3 separate regions of the Homo sapiens genome follow, and all the other regions are linked to region 1. Evidence: read pairs that join two places in POLR2A ChIA-PET (ENCODE). Cell type or tissue: CD4-positive, alpha-beta T cell. All regions are shown on one strand.

Region 1 (5,000 bases):
ATGCCTGGGTTATTGATTACTCTGTGTTAAAGCCCAACTTATTACACCTCTCCTCCACTTTTGCTAATTTTTCACTCATTTTTTTTCCATTTTCACCTTTGAATTCTCTGAAACAGCAATATTTTAAAACGCTAAAATGGTTTATTTACATCAGTCAATACTTGCTTTTCAACCAAAGATAATTTATTTATATATTAACAGTATCTCAGCTCCTTTTAACGTCCACATCAGCAAGCTCTAGAGAACGTTTGCAATGGACAGGAATGATGGACAGCAATGAGCAGTGGAGGCAGGGAGACTAGGCTCTCAAATTCAGACAGGAACTCCATCTGTCTTCCTCTACCACAACTAAAAGATACCCCTCCCCCAGAACCAAATATGTTATAGATTAGCCGCCCACGGAGGCTGAGGCTATCAATTTTATTTCAGCTAACTTCTACTTCATAGAAGAGCAACTGACTTTATTCCCTGAAATCATACCTCGATGAGCAAAGCAATCTGTCAGAGGCACACCTGAAAGAATACCTCTGCACCTCCTCCACGCCCCCAACATACACATACATGCTGCACACACAGGGGAAGGGAAAGTTAACTTTCAAATAAACCTGCCCCGCAGCCAGTCTGACCACGTTTCCAGACCCTTCACATTCTCAAAGGTGGTTCTTAAACTCTTGCTTAAATCCAGAGGCTGAAATCTGACCTCTATCTGCTGAAGGCATTGGCAAGAGGTCCACAAATACACCACTCCCCACTGCCCCCACCCCCCACCCCTCCCCCCCCCGCCCCCGCTTCCTTGGCCAAAGTGGGAATAATGGGCCAGGCTTTATTGTCTTTCCTTGGGAGAAGCCAGGCCCGGAGGCTGGTGGGAAGCTCCAGACAGAATGTGGGTGTGTGAATCTGTGCGGGCTCCACATGGGAATTTTCAGGGAACTCCAGCGGTTTCGGAGAAGGGCGGCCATAGGCTGGGACGCAGGCACCCTCGCGTTGTCAGATCCTCCTGAAGTCTGGGTGTATGGGGGAGGGGTGCAGGGCTGTCCTGGCAGCTAGGCTCTTTCTCCCCTCTGGGCCATCCCCAGGCCCTCCCACCACAGCTGGGTCACTCACCGCCCGTGAGCTGTGCAGGGCCGAAGCACAGCGCCAGCTGAAACCACAGGATCACGGCCAAGAGTCTCTGGGGGGACTGAGGTTGCTGCTGCTGCTGCTGCTGCTCTAGAAATCCATCTCCATTGCTCGGGTTCATTCCATGATACATCTTTCATCCACAGAGGGCATCCAGCTTGCAAGAGTCTGCAACCAGAAGCGGAACACCACAATAAGCCAGTCTGTCCGGGCTCGGGGGCCACGCTCCCCCTCCTCCGCTCTGGGACCCGGCGCCTCGGCTTCCCAGGCTCCATCCTGGTTCCTCCCCCGCGCGGCCCCCGCCCCCTTTCCCACGGCGAGGTCCCCCGCCTTCCCCCGAGCCGGGTGCACTGAGTAACAGCCGCCGTGGGATGCTGCGCGTGCTGGGGGATGGAGGACAGGAGGGAGGGCAGGGGTTAGCGCACATTGGCTCCGCGCCGGTCCCCGGGATTCAGCAGCTGTGCCCACCACAGGAAAGTCTAGAGCCTCCCCGCGTCTCGGGGCCGCGAAGACACTTTTCCCTGGGCCTATACATTTCACTCTGGGAATCTCACAATGTGGCACCGTCTCCCCCAGCTACTTCTCTGGTTTTCCTCGGGATTGGGATCGATCCTACTGCCCCAGTCCCCAGTGAGATTTCTCTGCGCTGTCAAAAAAAAAAAAAAAATTCTCCCTTGGGGAGCTGCACCAGGCACCAACTCCCCCTCCCCGGCCTGCGCGCGCCTCCTCGGAATGGAAGACCCTTCCGGGACTGTCGGTCTTACCTGTGGGTCTCATGCATGCAGCTTCCTTCCCTCCTCCGCCTCCTCCCCCCGCCAGTCTAACCCGCATCTGTGCGCGACCTCTGCTGCCGCCGCTGCGCGAGCGAGCGAGACGGAAGCTTCGGCGGCGGCGCTCGGCTCCAGCTCCCCCGCCCGCGCGCTCCCTCCCCAGGCGCCCCCGAGCGGGCGGGTGTTGGGGGAGGACGGGAGCCCGGCCGCGCGCCCCCGCGGAGGCGCCCGCGCGCCCGCTACCTGAACTCGCGAGCGCGCGGCGGCGGCGGCGCGGAGAGAGGGAGTGGGTGGGGACGGGGTGAGTGGGGGGGCGGGGACGGGGCGAGGGGTGCGCGGGCGCGCGAGCACGCGCCTCTGCCAACCCAGCCGGCGCCGCGGCGTGGCCGGAGACTGGCGAGGGCGGGGACGGGGAAAGGGGCCCGCCGCCGCGACCAATGGGAAGCCCGCGCGCCTGCACCTGTCGGGGCGCGAGGCGCCGGCGGCCGGTCTTGCACACGCACGCAGCTCGGTCGCCCCTTCCCCGGCGCTGGACTGCAGCCCCTGCCCCGGCTGCGCGCCAGCTCAGGTGCCCGCCCCGGCCTCCGCGCGGCCTCTGGTGCCCCCAGCCCGCGGCGCGGCGCGGGAGAGCGCTCCGCCCTAGAACTACCGCCGCGGCGGTGGCTGCAGACCCGGGGCGAGTGCGCGGCCGGCAGCTCCCAACCCCAGAACTCTCGCCACAGACCCGGTTAACTTGAGCACCGCCAATTGCCCGAGTCTCTTAATTTCCCGCGTTAACCCCTCCCCGCTCCCATCTCCGCCGAAGCTCTGCGCGTCCCCAGGGAGCCCGAAGGACCATCTGAGGCGGCTGAGAGACACTCTCCCCCTCCCCCACACCCTTGGTATTTTCCCTCTGCCAGCCGCAGGTGTTGCGAGTGAGGACCCCTGTCCGGTCTTGGAGATGCGCGGGGCCCTCGGAGCCTTGGCCTGGGAGGCGCTCCCGGGGGCGGGGAGGCGGGGGTAGCGGGTGATTGGTGACACGCAGAAGGTTGGGTACCTGGAGGAGGGGAGGCTTCCGGGGTCGTAGATGGGAAGCCAAGGGGGTCGGTGGTAATTGCCCTCCCAGCCCCAAGTGGAGAGAGTTGGCCTGGTCGGTCCCCTGTCTCTGCGCCGATTCTGGTGTCGGAGCTCAGCCCGCAGTGGTTGCAGCTCTCACTCGCCGCCGGCTCTGATCGCCCGCGGTCGGTTTCAAGATAGGGAAGCCCACATTCCAGCCACAGTGATTAAGAGGTGTCAGCTAATGAGGTGGCGTCCACCGGCAGCGCTTTAGAGCCAGTGACACTCCATGATTCTGTAGCAATTTGTGGATATGAAAACTATGTTCCTGATACAGCTACTAAATCATCCTTTGCTTCTATCGACTTTCCCAAAATCTCACATACTGATGGTAGTTGGGAAATTACAGCTTTTATACTGTGTCAGCTCTTACTGGGAGTAATTTTAACACATTCTTTCAGGATAGATTAGCTTTTAGTAGATAAGTCAAGCTCCGTTATTTTGTTTTTTGCTTTTGCGTGTGTGTGAAATTGAGATGGCAGCTTTGCACAAAATAAACAAGATGTTGACTAGCACAAGTCCAGTTTTGCTACAGCTTGTACTTTGGGACCCCAAAATCTTAGTAGGGGACCATCCACCTTCCCAAGGTCCTGTGACTGTCCTCTACAGTTTGTATATTTATTCCATTTTTCTTTCTTAGTAAATTTTCTAAATCTTTTTAAATATCCACCAAATCAACAACGGTCAGAAATATTTGTTGACCATGCACATGTTCTTAACAATTATAAGAGATATATCTAAGTGCCATTGAAATCTGTTCTTTGGCTGGAGTACAATCTAATTTTAACAGAGAATGTTGGGACTGAAAGGAACATTCAAGTTTATCTGATCCAAACATGGGATCTATGCTTGAGTTTCCTCTCTGACATTTCTAATAAGTGGTCATTCAGCCTCACTGAATACTCATCAAGGTAGCCTGTTTATATTTGCCAGCAGGTCTCTTAGAAAAGTCTTTCTTATATTGAACTGAAATCTACTTCCCTGAAACCTTTACCCACTGATTCTGGCTCTCCTCTGTGGGCCCACGCAGCTAAATAGAATTCCTCTTTCTTAAGAGAGCATCTCATGGCTTTGGAGATGGCTTCGTGTTCCCTTGAGTCTTCTCTTCTCTGGGTCACGCATAGCCATTTCCTTCAGTGCGACGATTCCCAGACTTTTCACCAGCCTGTGGCCTTTCTCTGACCCAGTTTCTCAATGATATCCACCCCCAGCAATCAAAGTTTGTTTCCAGAAAGAGGCCCTACTTTCCCTCTGTGGGTTCTGACCAGTACAGGCCGGTACTGTTGCTTTCTGTATTTTAAACAACTTGCTTCTATTAATTCAGCTGAAGAAGACAAGCATTTGGAGGGCAACTACAGCATAACATATTGTTATTATTATTATTATTTTTAATTATTGTTATACTTTAAGTTTTAGGGTACACGTGCACAATGTGCACGTTAGTTACATATGTATACACGTGCCATGCTGGTGCGCTACACCAACTCGTCATCTAGCATTAGGTATATCTCCCAATGCTATCTCTCCCCGCCCCCCACCCCACAACAGTCCCCAGAGTGTGATGTTCCCCTTCCTGTGTCCATGTGTTCTCATTGTTCAATTCCCACCTATGAGTGAGAATATGCAGTGTTTGGTTTTTTGTTCTTGCGATAGTTTACTGAGAATGATGATTTCCAATTTCATCCATGTCCCTACAAAGGACGTGAACTCATCATTTTTTATGGCTGCATAGTATTCCATGGTGTATATGTGCCACATTTTCTTAATCAAGTCTATCATTGTTGGACATTTGGGTTGGTTCCAAGTCTTTGCTATTGTGAATAGTGCCGCAATAAACATACGTGTGCATGTGTCTTTATAGCAGCATGATTTATAGTCCTTTGGGTATATACCCAGTAGTGGGATGGCTGGGTCAAATGGTATTTCTAGTTCTAGATCCCTGAGGAACCACCACACTGCCTTCCACAATGGTTGAACGGGTTTACAGTCCCACCAACAGTGTAAAAGTGTTCCTAT
Region 2 (5,000 bases), 150 kb after region 1:
TCCATGGTAAATTCTGCAAAAAATCTCCCTCTTCCTTTGAATGATGTATTATCCAGGAGTTTCAGCCACAAGCACCATTTTATCATCTCATTACACCAATCACAGCTAAGGCTACAATAAACACTTGGAATAATAAGGTGCAGACACAATTACATGCTTTACCCTTCTCTGGTCTTTGAGAATAATAAACATGGTCACAGAGCCTGGTATTCAGATGAGGCTTTCCTGAGGACCCTTATTTCCAAAATCTGAAATTACCAGAAGGGTAAATTAAAGAATGAATACTCATTTGGTAAAAAGGATACCTTGTTTACAAAATAATTTTACTTTAATGGTAGGGATTTCCAGCTATTTACCACTTGTCAAACCAGAAGAAAGAAACTCCAAAGTGTTAGGAGCTATTGTTAAAGATCAATTAAGACTGTAGAAACCACATCTCAGAAACATTTATGAAATTAATTGAGAATTATAATTTGTATCACACACTGTTTCTATGAATGCATCTCTTTTCTAAAATAAGACCCAGCTGTAAATTATGGGGACAACATGGGTTGGTAAATGCTCTTCAGATGCCTGATGGGTGCATTTCCTGTCTCCCCTGGGTGTTAATCTCCTGCGTGGGAAGACTCTGTTTTCTGTGTGTATCACCTAGGATGCTTTTGGCTGCGAGTACAGAATATTTCAACTGAAATGGCTTAAACAATAAGGACATTTATTATCTCACAGGTCGAGCTGTCTGGAAACAGGAAGTTCTAGGCTTGGTTAATTCTGTGTGATGAAGTTGTCAGGCACCTGCTGCCTCCCCTCTTTGCACTCTGCCATCCTCAGTGTCATCTGGTCCCCTCAAGGTAGCTGGATGGCCGCTGACCACTGGTTCTCACACAAGCCCATCAGAAGGAAGGGAGGACAGCCTCTCTTTTACATTTCTTTTGTTGCCAGAGAGAAAATCCTCCCTAGTAGTTCTCTAGAAGGCTTCCCTTGCTGGTTCCTTAGTCAACGTTGGGTTTGACATGCACTCCACAGCTTTGAGAAAGCCTGGAAAGTGAAATGGCATTTGCAGCTGCTTCTATCTTGAGAGTGACGTTCTCAGCCACAAAGGAAGAAGGAGATTTAGAAACACTGTTGGTTCAGAAACCAAACATATCTGCCACAACACCCAGACCCTGCCCTCTTCTAAAGCCATAGGCCAAGGCTCTGGCACAGCAGGTGCTCAGCAAACACAAGCTAAGAAATAAAACATCCAAGAGCCAGTGCAAACCAGTGCTCACTCAATCAATCTCAATTTCCTAATGGGTATTTCCAATTTTGATATAGAAGCCTCCTACACAGGCACCAAGAGCCAGTCCCCCTTTGCCCACCTCTTGTCCAGGAGGTGGCTGGTCAGGCAAACCCATACCACAAGTAAGGGAGCCTTTTCCAGGTTTTGTTGTTATCTTGTTCTCAAGTCATTCAAGAGACTGACTTTCCTGGCAGTGGAAACCTGAAGACCCTTGCAGGAGAAGAGCCACTGCCAGGAGCAAAGCTGTCCCCACACAGATGAGAGCCTTTGCTAGTCTTGACCTCGGATCTGGAAATAGAAGGGTCTTGTTCATGTTCCCAAGGAAATTGAGGAGAACACTCTTGAGTTAAAACAGGTGCTTCACACAGGGCCCTTTAGAGGAGCTAAAACCAAATGGCTTTCAAGAGAAGAGAACAGTAGTTCAGAGACAAACTTTATCAGACGTTTGGATAGCCCCATCCCCAGCAGGGACCTGTGGGCCAGGACACTCCCTTTTCCTCAAGATGTAGCTGGGGACTCACTGAAATGTCACAGCCTCTTCAACTTGCAGTTGTGACAAAAACTCACTGATCTCAGTGGCCCCGTGGCCTCTTACCAGCATTCTGTCTGTACACTCAGCTTCTTCCAGGAAACCAGAGAAAAGGTAAAGGCTTCACTAGAGATCACATCAAGCACGGAAATCAGAAAGGGGCTTTGCCACAGATAATTTTGAGGTGAATGCCGGGTGCCTCCCAGGAAGCCACATGCCACTGGAGCCGGAAGAAATACAAAAGATACTCATTTAATACCTGAGGAAACTGAAGCCCCAGAGGGAGACACACAGGTATTTTGGCTCATTGGAGAAGCTAATGAGCCCACTCTCCACTCCTAATTAGTTGTATCATATTGGACAAGTTGATAACCACTTTGAATATTGGTTTCTTCATCTGTAAAATGGAGTTAATAACGTTGGCTGCACAGGGCTGCTGTGAGCATCAGACAAGATGAGGCGTGCAGGGGTGGTGCATCTTGGAACGGGAAGTCTCTGCCCAGCTTCCCTCCCCCGCCACCTCCCCACACTGCCTCGGGGCTCCTGGGGGCTGCAGCTGGCTGGGCATCCTCACTGTGTGGACACTATCCTCTCTCTCCACCCAACTCAGAGGCTGTCAGCTCAGGCAGACCAGGCAGGCAGGGGACCCCCTCCCGGGATTCCCCACACGGGAGTGTGGCCACCCTGGCCAGTGGGGCTGAGCCCTCTGAGGATGCACAGCTCCTCCCTCTCCTGCTTGCTCAGAGCCATCTGTTCTTTGTCCCCATAGAGAGGCCAAGTCCCAGAGCCACGGGGAAGATGGCAACTGCTGCTGTAAGGGCTGGGGCTCATGCCTCCTACCACTTCCTTCCAATCCCACCCTGGCCTGCCCTCATGGGGGCCCCTGGGCCTGTTCCCAGGCTCAACCACGTGTCAGGAGCAAAGCTGGCCCTCAAGGACCAGGGACACCCTCCCTACCTCCCTCATGCCTACTCCTGGGAGGGGCTGGACAGGACCCATTGTTGTCTGGGTTCTGGGTAGTCAGTGAGTATCTAAATGAGAACAATAGCCCCATAGACCATTCTGGAAGAATGTCTTCAGGAAAATCATTGTTCATAGGGACCAGCCGTTCTGCCCCACAGCTCTCCTGGACTCTGGGCACAGGTGGGGAGGGCCTTGGGGTGTCCTAAGCACTATGCCCTGACCAAACACCAGCTACCTGACTTCTGGGCCCTTCCATTCCCTGCAAATCCCTCATTTGAATTGGAAATGACTCCTGCAGAGAAAGCTTCCAGCACAAATAGAGATACCCAGAGCCTGTGGGCAGCCCTGGGGTGGCAACCCACATTCCTACTTGCAACTTCTGGTGGGACGTAAGCACGAAGCATTATGCCTCAGGATGCTCTAAAGCTTGATGTGGAGACATGGCCTGCCTGACAAGGGATTGGTAAGGAATAACTGAATAGCAATTGTATTTTTAAAGCACTTTGCAAAGTGCCACATAAATAACTCCTCGTGTAAGTGATTGTCACATATATAAAATGCTATCGATGGCAGAAAAAATTATCTCTGGCGGCAGAGACACACATATCTATGCCAGGAAAGCAGGTCTCTGGTAGGGAGGCACCTGTGGTGTACTGAGAAATAAATGTCAGCAGAGACCTGTCCCTGTTCTTGATCTCCCCATTGCCACATGCAGACCACAGGAGATGTGTTTATGTGTGTGTGTTTTTTTTTTTTTTTTTTGAGACGGAGTTTTGCTCAGTCACCTAGGCTGGAGTGCAGTGGCGTGATCTCTGCTCACTGAAAGCTCCGCCTCCCGGGTTCACGCCATTCTCCTTCCTCAGCCTCCCAAGTAGCTGGGACTACAGGCACCCGCCACCATGCCCAGCTAATTTTTTGTATTTTTAGTAGAGATGGAGTTTCACTGTGTTAGCCAGGGTGGTCTCGATCTCCTGAGCTCGTGATCTGCCCGCCTCGGCCTCCCAAAGTGCTGGGATTACAGGCATGAGCCACCACGCCCGGCCATTTATGTGTTTTTTAAATCACCAGCAATGAAATCCACTTAAAATATTGCAACAGCCCTGATGTGGGGAACTTATGGTGACATAGATCGCACTGATTACTGCCTTTGATTCTTTGAAGAGTGTGAGAGACTAAAGCAGAACTATTATTTTTCAATCTTATCTGTGTTTGCTAGTTTTCTTACTCACTCCACATCTATAGAGGCTTCTAAAGGGGAGTAATCCTTCCACTAATAGCATGGCATTTGTATTCATTAGACAATTTATTTAACACAAGGCAGCTTTTAAAGGCCAAACAAGGCCAAGCACCTTGGCTCACACCTGTAATCCCAGCACTTTGGGAGGCCAAAGCAGGTGGATCACTGGAGCTCAGGAGTTTGAGACCTAAAGACTCCTCCAGAAAGCTCCTAGAACTGATAAAAGAATTCAGCAAAGTTTCTGGATGCAAGATTAATGTACACAAATCAGTAGCTCTTCTACACACCAACGGCGACCAAGCGGAGAATCAAATCAAGAATTCAATCCTTTACAATAGCTGTGAAAATAAAATAAAATAAAATACTTAGGAATATACCTAACCAAGGAGTCAAAAGACCTCTACAAGAAAAACTACAAAACACTGCTGAAAGAAATCATAGATGACACAAACAAATGGAAATATATCCCGTGCTCATGGATGGGTAGAATCAATATTGTGAAAATGACCATACTGCCAAAAGCAATCTACAAATTCAATGCAATTCCCATCAAAATACCACCATTGTTCTTCACAGAATTAGAAAATACAATTCTAAAATTCACATAGAACCAAAAAAGATCCTGCTTAGCCAAAGCAAGACTAAGCAAAAAGAACAAATCTGGAGGTATCACACTACCTGTTTTCAAACTATCTTATAAGGCCATAGTCACCAAAACAGCATGGTACTGGTATAAAAATAGGTGCGTAGACCAATGGAACAGAATAGAGAATCCAGAAATAAACCCAAATACTTATAGCCAACTGATCTTTGACAAAGCAAACAAAAACACAAAGTGGGGAAAGGACACCCTTTTCAACAAATGGGGCTGGCATAATTGGCTAGCCACGTGTAGGAGACTGAAACTGGATCCTCATATCTCACCTTACACAAAAATCAACTCAAAATGGATTAAGGACTTAAGCCCAAGACCTGAAACTATAAAAATTCTA
Region 3 (5,000 bases), 130 kb before region 1:
TAATGCATCTGCCTCTTGAGAACAGAGGTGGGCATCTCTCTTGCCTGGAGAAGTTGCTCCGAAATGGACCAAGGGGTGGGGGAGTGGGAAGCTGGGCCCTTTGTGAATGTTCTGGGATATGCTGTGGGGTTGGGTAAAGCAAGAAACAGAGGGTAAAGGGGACCCCTGTTCCACAGCTCTCATGCCCTACCACCTCTAGCCATCAACTGCCTGCCAGGTCAGGGGCAGCAAGAGCAGACCTTTCCAGAAGAGACTTATCCTTTGGGCACAGGCCACCCTGTCTCTTAAATGTCTCTCTGCCTTGTCATGACCACCCTCTTAGACACTCTCTTTGCACTTCTCCCCCGGCTGGCTCACAGGATCATGTGTGCGCCTCCAGAGACCTGGCATTAACAAGTGCTTCCTTGTGTCCAGGGGAAAGGCATGCAGTCATCAGCACTGCTCAGGGCAGCATCCCCAGCCTGGAAAGGGCTGGAGAGAGTGGGAAGGAGACAGTGGGTGTGTGCTGGTGCCCCAGTCTCTATCCTGTGGTCACTACCCAGGTGCACTGAGGCCAGTGGGGAAGGTGGTTTGCAATTAAGTCATTTGCTTTTAACTATGAAGCCCTGAAGCTTGCAAATGGCCTATAGTTTTACAAGTGAGAGCAGGTGTTACCCACAGTATCATCTGTATTCTGATATGTGTCCTTGAGTGGAAGAGAAAGGTAAAGTTATGCGTTGCTTGGGTCCAGGGCAATGCATCTAATTCTGGTCACACCCACAGGCCTGTGTCCTTACCAGTGGAAAAGGACAAGGCTGGGAGAAAAAAGAGTGTGGAGGCTGGAGGTCTTTCCATGGATGCTAGGGGTCTAGGGACCCTGTTTAGATGGTCAGCTTTTTAACCTGGGAATGGACAGGTTAATACTCCTGACCCTCTGAATAGGGTCCCTAGGCCCCTAGCATCCATGGAAGGACCTCCAGCAGACAGTTAATACTCTTGACTGTCTGAACAGGACCTACAAGCATCTGGCACAGAGCCCAACAGCAGCCCCATCGACCCGCAATGATATGTTTCGATATCCTGTTCCTGACACTGGGTGGGGGAGGAGAGATACAGCTTGGTACATAACCACCACCCACTATGTGCAGATGGTCCAAGGAGGGTCCATCTCCTCCAAGGGTGAGGCCTTCAGTCTTACCTGATTTGATGCAGTAGACTTGATAAGAAGGAAACCACTCTCCATACTGGCAGGTGATGTACTTGTAGTCGCTGGTGAGGCTGTAGCCAGGATCGCAGTAAAACTCCACCACAGTTCCGTGGTTGTAGCGCTCACAAGGCCGCGGGTGGCAGACGAAATCTCCGTGACTCACCATTGGAGGTAGTGGACAGACTTGGGCAGTAGGGGAGAATAAAAGTTTCAGAACCACAAGCTCACCTTTGTCTGAAGCCCCTAAGACGAAGAATGGCCTAGGAGAACTCAGTTAAAAATGTGCTTATGGATTAATCACCAGGCTACTGAGTTGCATTAGAGATGGTCTCTTTTTTAGTATTTCATGGAAGGCGGAATGGAAGCCTGCTGTAATATTCTGAGCACGTGCCGTTGTGACATGGCATTGTGAAGTACATCGTAAAAGAGAGGTTCGTTTTACAATGCAAAGAGTATGCCTATTTAATAGAGAGTATTAAGCTACTGTATTAATAATGCATGCTATTATGTGCCAGACAACCTAGTAAATAAAATTAACATATTTCTGTACAAAATCTTTACTGAAAGGCATAGTTATCCCAAGCCTGTTTCTGTGACCACAGTAGTAATTTGGGTCTATTAAAATCACAGGGCAGTGTCCCTAACCTGATCCCCTACAGCTCTGCTGAGGCTTAGCCAATGACGAACATGGAGCAGTTCTTCTAGCTCTGCTTGCAGAGCCAGGGCACAGCCTCCAGGGCAACCAGAGTTAGGTGCCTTGGGCATGAGGCTTGGTTCTGCCACCAACACCACACTGTGTGACCTTAAGCAGATCCCTTAACCTCTTTGAGCCTTGATTTTTCTCCTCTGTCAAATGGAAGCTTATTCTACCCTAGGAGGACGCCTTAGGGTTCTGACTCGAATATCCCATCATGTTAGGGGAAGAAAAAGTTGTTTTTAGTGTCTTTAGTATCTTGGTACTGCATTCTAGGTTGCGAGGTAAGGACGGTTCCATCTCTGTCACCACAAAGACGGCTTCAGTGGGAGTTCGGTGCTTTTTATGCCACAAGGAGCTCATTCTTGGATGAGGACTCAGAAATAAACAGTGCTGCTGCTTAAACATTCTTCAAGAAACAGTCAAACCACAGATTCTATCAGTGCCAACTTCAAACCCACACTCACAGAAACCAGTAAGAATTCTGACCAAAAAAAAAAAAACCTAAACGAAAAAGAGTTAACTTTTGATTCCCTCCCTTGGGGTAACCAAACACCCTGGCCAGTGCAGAACAGGCACTGCCCACCATACAGGCCAGAAGAGGTGCCCTCTCCACACTGGCCACTGAAACTACTCACTGGCAGCAGTGGGTGCCACTTGGAAAACAAGATGGCCCTCCCTGCAGAGCAGGCCACCCTGCCGGAGGTGTCCCGATGCGTGTGAAGCAGGGTTGGAGGCACACTACAGGCACTCTCTAGTCCTTCAAACAACACTGTAGTGTAGATCTTGTTGGTTCTTTCAGAGAAGGGGAAACGGAAACTCACAGAAGCAACTAGAGGAGTGAGTAGAAGCCCAGGTATGCTCTAGACAGGCCTAGGTCTGAATTCCGGCTGAACTACTCACCAGCCGAGTCACCCTAAACCAATCCCTGTGCATCTTTGAGCTTCAGGGTCCTCAGCTGTACAACAAGAGTCTCTGAGGGCTATCTCGAGAAATGCTGGTGAGGGCTTAGTTCAGAGCTGACAAACTGTGATTATTCAGGGAAAACCAGGACTTGAGTATCTAAAGAGATGGAATTTAACGAGGTGATGGCAAAGTGGAGAAGCCAGCAGGAACACCCCAAGATTAGTGAGAGCAGGAAGCCACTACCGCTCCTGGGCTGGTGGGATGAAGGGGTCTCGTTGCTGGGGTCCCTAGTGGAAGGTGGAACCATGGAGGTCTATCCCGCGGGAACTGGAGCCCGGGGAAACTCAGACCCCGCTGGAGATGTCCCCAGGGCAGGAACAGTGAGGGAGAAGTAGCCTGGTTCTCCACCTGCCCACCCTCCAGGCTCCCTCTGGACAAAGCCAGTGGGGAGCCAGGTGACAAGGGGGTCTGGGAAACAGGGTCTGCGGTGGACAGCCTGTCTAGATCTGGTGCAGTGCAGGGAAGGTCCAGGGCAGATCTGAGGCTGGCAGGCCCAGGTGTGCTCAGTAAATGGTGGCTGTCAGGTGGCTGCTGTGAGCATCCCACAGGTGGACACTGGCAGAGACAGGCTTTGAGCTCTGACTCTGAGGCCCAGGAGCTTTCTGCTGCTCTGCCTCAGGGTCTCTCCTGGGCTGGCAAATGCAGTCACACAACCCCTTGCATTTCCACAAACAGGGGCTCTTTTCAAGTTTGCTACCACCAGGGTGCTCTGGGAGCATCTCCAGGAAATAAAGCAGAAGGAAGCAAAGGGAAGGACAGCTGATGAGGAACAGGGAGAGAGAAAAAGGCACTGGCCACGTTGTTGAACTGGTCCTGGGAGATCCAGGGATGTGGCCGTAAGGGCTCTTCTCTCCTTGGAGGCCCTCCTCCGTGCTGCTTCTCCTCTACTCAATTCCTGGTTCTTCCCACAAGGAAGGGGTCTCCAGTGGCCCCGGGACTGCCTGGGGGCCCCCTTCCCTGCACTGCTGGAGCATTCCCCAGCGCTGTTGTACGCTCAGGAGGCCGGCATCTTCTCTGGGACAGGAGCCCCTTTCTGTGGTCAAGGGTATGGCAAGTGTCCATTGACAGATGAATGGATAAAGAAAATATAGGCAATATACACCACAGAATATTATTCAGCCTTAAAAAGGAAGGAAATCCTGCCATTTAGGACACAATGGAGAAACGTGGAGGACGTTCTGCTAAGTGAAATAAACCAGGCACAGAAAGACAAGATACTGCATGATTTCACTTATATGTGAAATCTAAAGAAGTTGAATACATAAAACCAGGGAGCAGAACAGTGGTTACCAGGGTTGGGGAGGTAGAGGGAATCAGAAGATGTAGGTCAAAGGGTAAAAGGGTGCAGTTCCATAGGACGAAGCCCAGAGCTCTGATGTATAGTATCCAGACTCCAGTTAATAATACTGTATTATACACTGGAAATTCACTAAGAGAGTAGATTTCAGGAAATGGATTATGTTAACTTACTTGACTGTAATAGTCATTTCACTGTGTAGATGTATCTCAAAACATCATGTTGTACACCTTAAATATCTAACATTTTTATGAAAGAGAAAAAGAGGTACACAGAGCAGGAAGGCACTTCTCCTCAAAGGCTCTCTAAACAAGCCCCTGAGGGCCACTGTAGGATTAGAAAATTACCAAAACTCTTTTCAAAGCACAGAAAATGTCATGAAAGAGCCCACATAAATGTATGCAAGTTTGTTATCAGCAGCATTTTTTTCTCACTGGGCCTGAAAGATGAACGACTGTTCAAATCATTGCATTCACCCCGAGGCAAATGGTCCCATGGTGTGCTCAAGAATTTCTGTACCATACAGATCAACCATTTAATCAATCATTTAATGAGCAAAGGCAGGCAGCACGGAGTGGCATATAGGGCCGTGGGCTGTGGAGTTACCCAAATTTGTGTTCAAACCTCAGCTCTACCACTGATGAGCTTCAGGGTGTTAGGCAGCTTGTTTGACTTCTCAGGGTCTTAGCTTTCCCATCTGTCTAATGAGTGAAACAATTCCCAACTCCTCCAGTTGTTGAGAGGATTTGAAGATGTATGAAAACTGCATAACACAAAGGTCAGGGACACAGTAGGCACTTAATAAATAATAGCTATTAGTATCACTGGTGTCCAAACTTGCTGGGGTTCCCATGCTG

What was found. ChIA-PET counts read pairs that join two places held together with the same protein. Peaks named below come from ENCODE experiments on the same cell type or tissue, not always from the same donor. Only the 100,000 strongest peaks of a DNase experiment are listed, where the experiment ranks them.
Region 2: POLR2A ChIA-PET joins it to region 1 with 23 read pairs; 2 of 35 experiments call an interaction of 5 or more read pairs at or near these places.
Region 3: POLR2A ChIA-PET joins it to region 1 with 10 read pairs; 3 of 35 experiments call an interaction of 5 or more read pairs at or near these places.

Annotation. Positions count from the first base shown.
Region 1 is chr1:223,362,174-223,367,173 of GRCh38, forward strand. SUSD4 (sushi domain containing 4) reads right to left here and starts at 2,003. Exons shown (of 9, transcript NM_017982.4): 1 at 1,884-2,003; 2 at 1,105-1,287. The coding sequence starts at 1,252. In CD4-positive, alpha-beta T cell, no CTCF peak of the experiment used is centred here; DNase peaks (open chromatin) are centred at 1,428, 2,058, 2,768, 3,048 and 1 weaker place; H3K4me3 peaks cover 2,278 bases; H3K27me3 peaks cover 356 bases.
Region 2 is chr1:223,513,728-223,518,727 of GRCh38, forward strand. No RefSeq gene overlaps it. Among named protein-coding and RNA genes, the nearest start is that of CCDC185, 120 kb to the left of the region's middle. In CD4-positive, alpha-beta T cell, no CTCF peak of the experiment used is centred here; a DNase peak (open chromatin) is centred at 1,944; H3K4me3 peaks cover 325 bases; H3K27ac peaks cover 1,943 bases.
Region 3 is chr1:223,228,020-223,233,019 of GRCh38, forward strand. It overlaps SUSD4 (sushi domain containing 4), which reads right to left. Exons shown (of 9, transcript NM_017982.4): 6 at 1,178-1,369. Among named protein-coding and RNA genes, the nearest start is that of TLR5, 87 kb to the left of the region's middle. In CD4-positive, alpha-beta T cell, no CTCF peak of the experiment used is centred here; DNase peaks (open chromatin) are centred at 2,252 and 2,622; H3K27ac peaks cover 3,233 bases.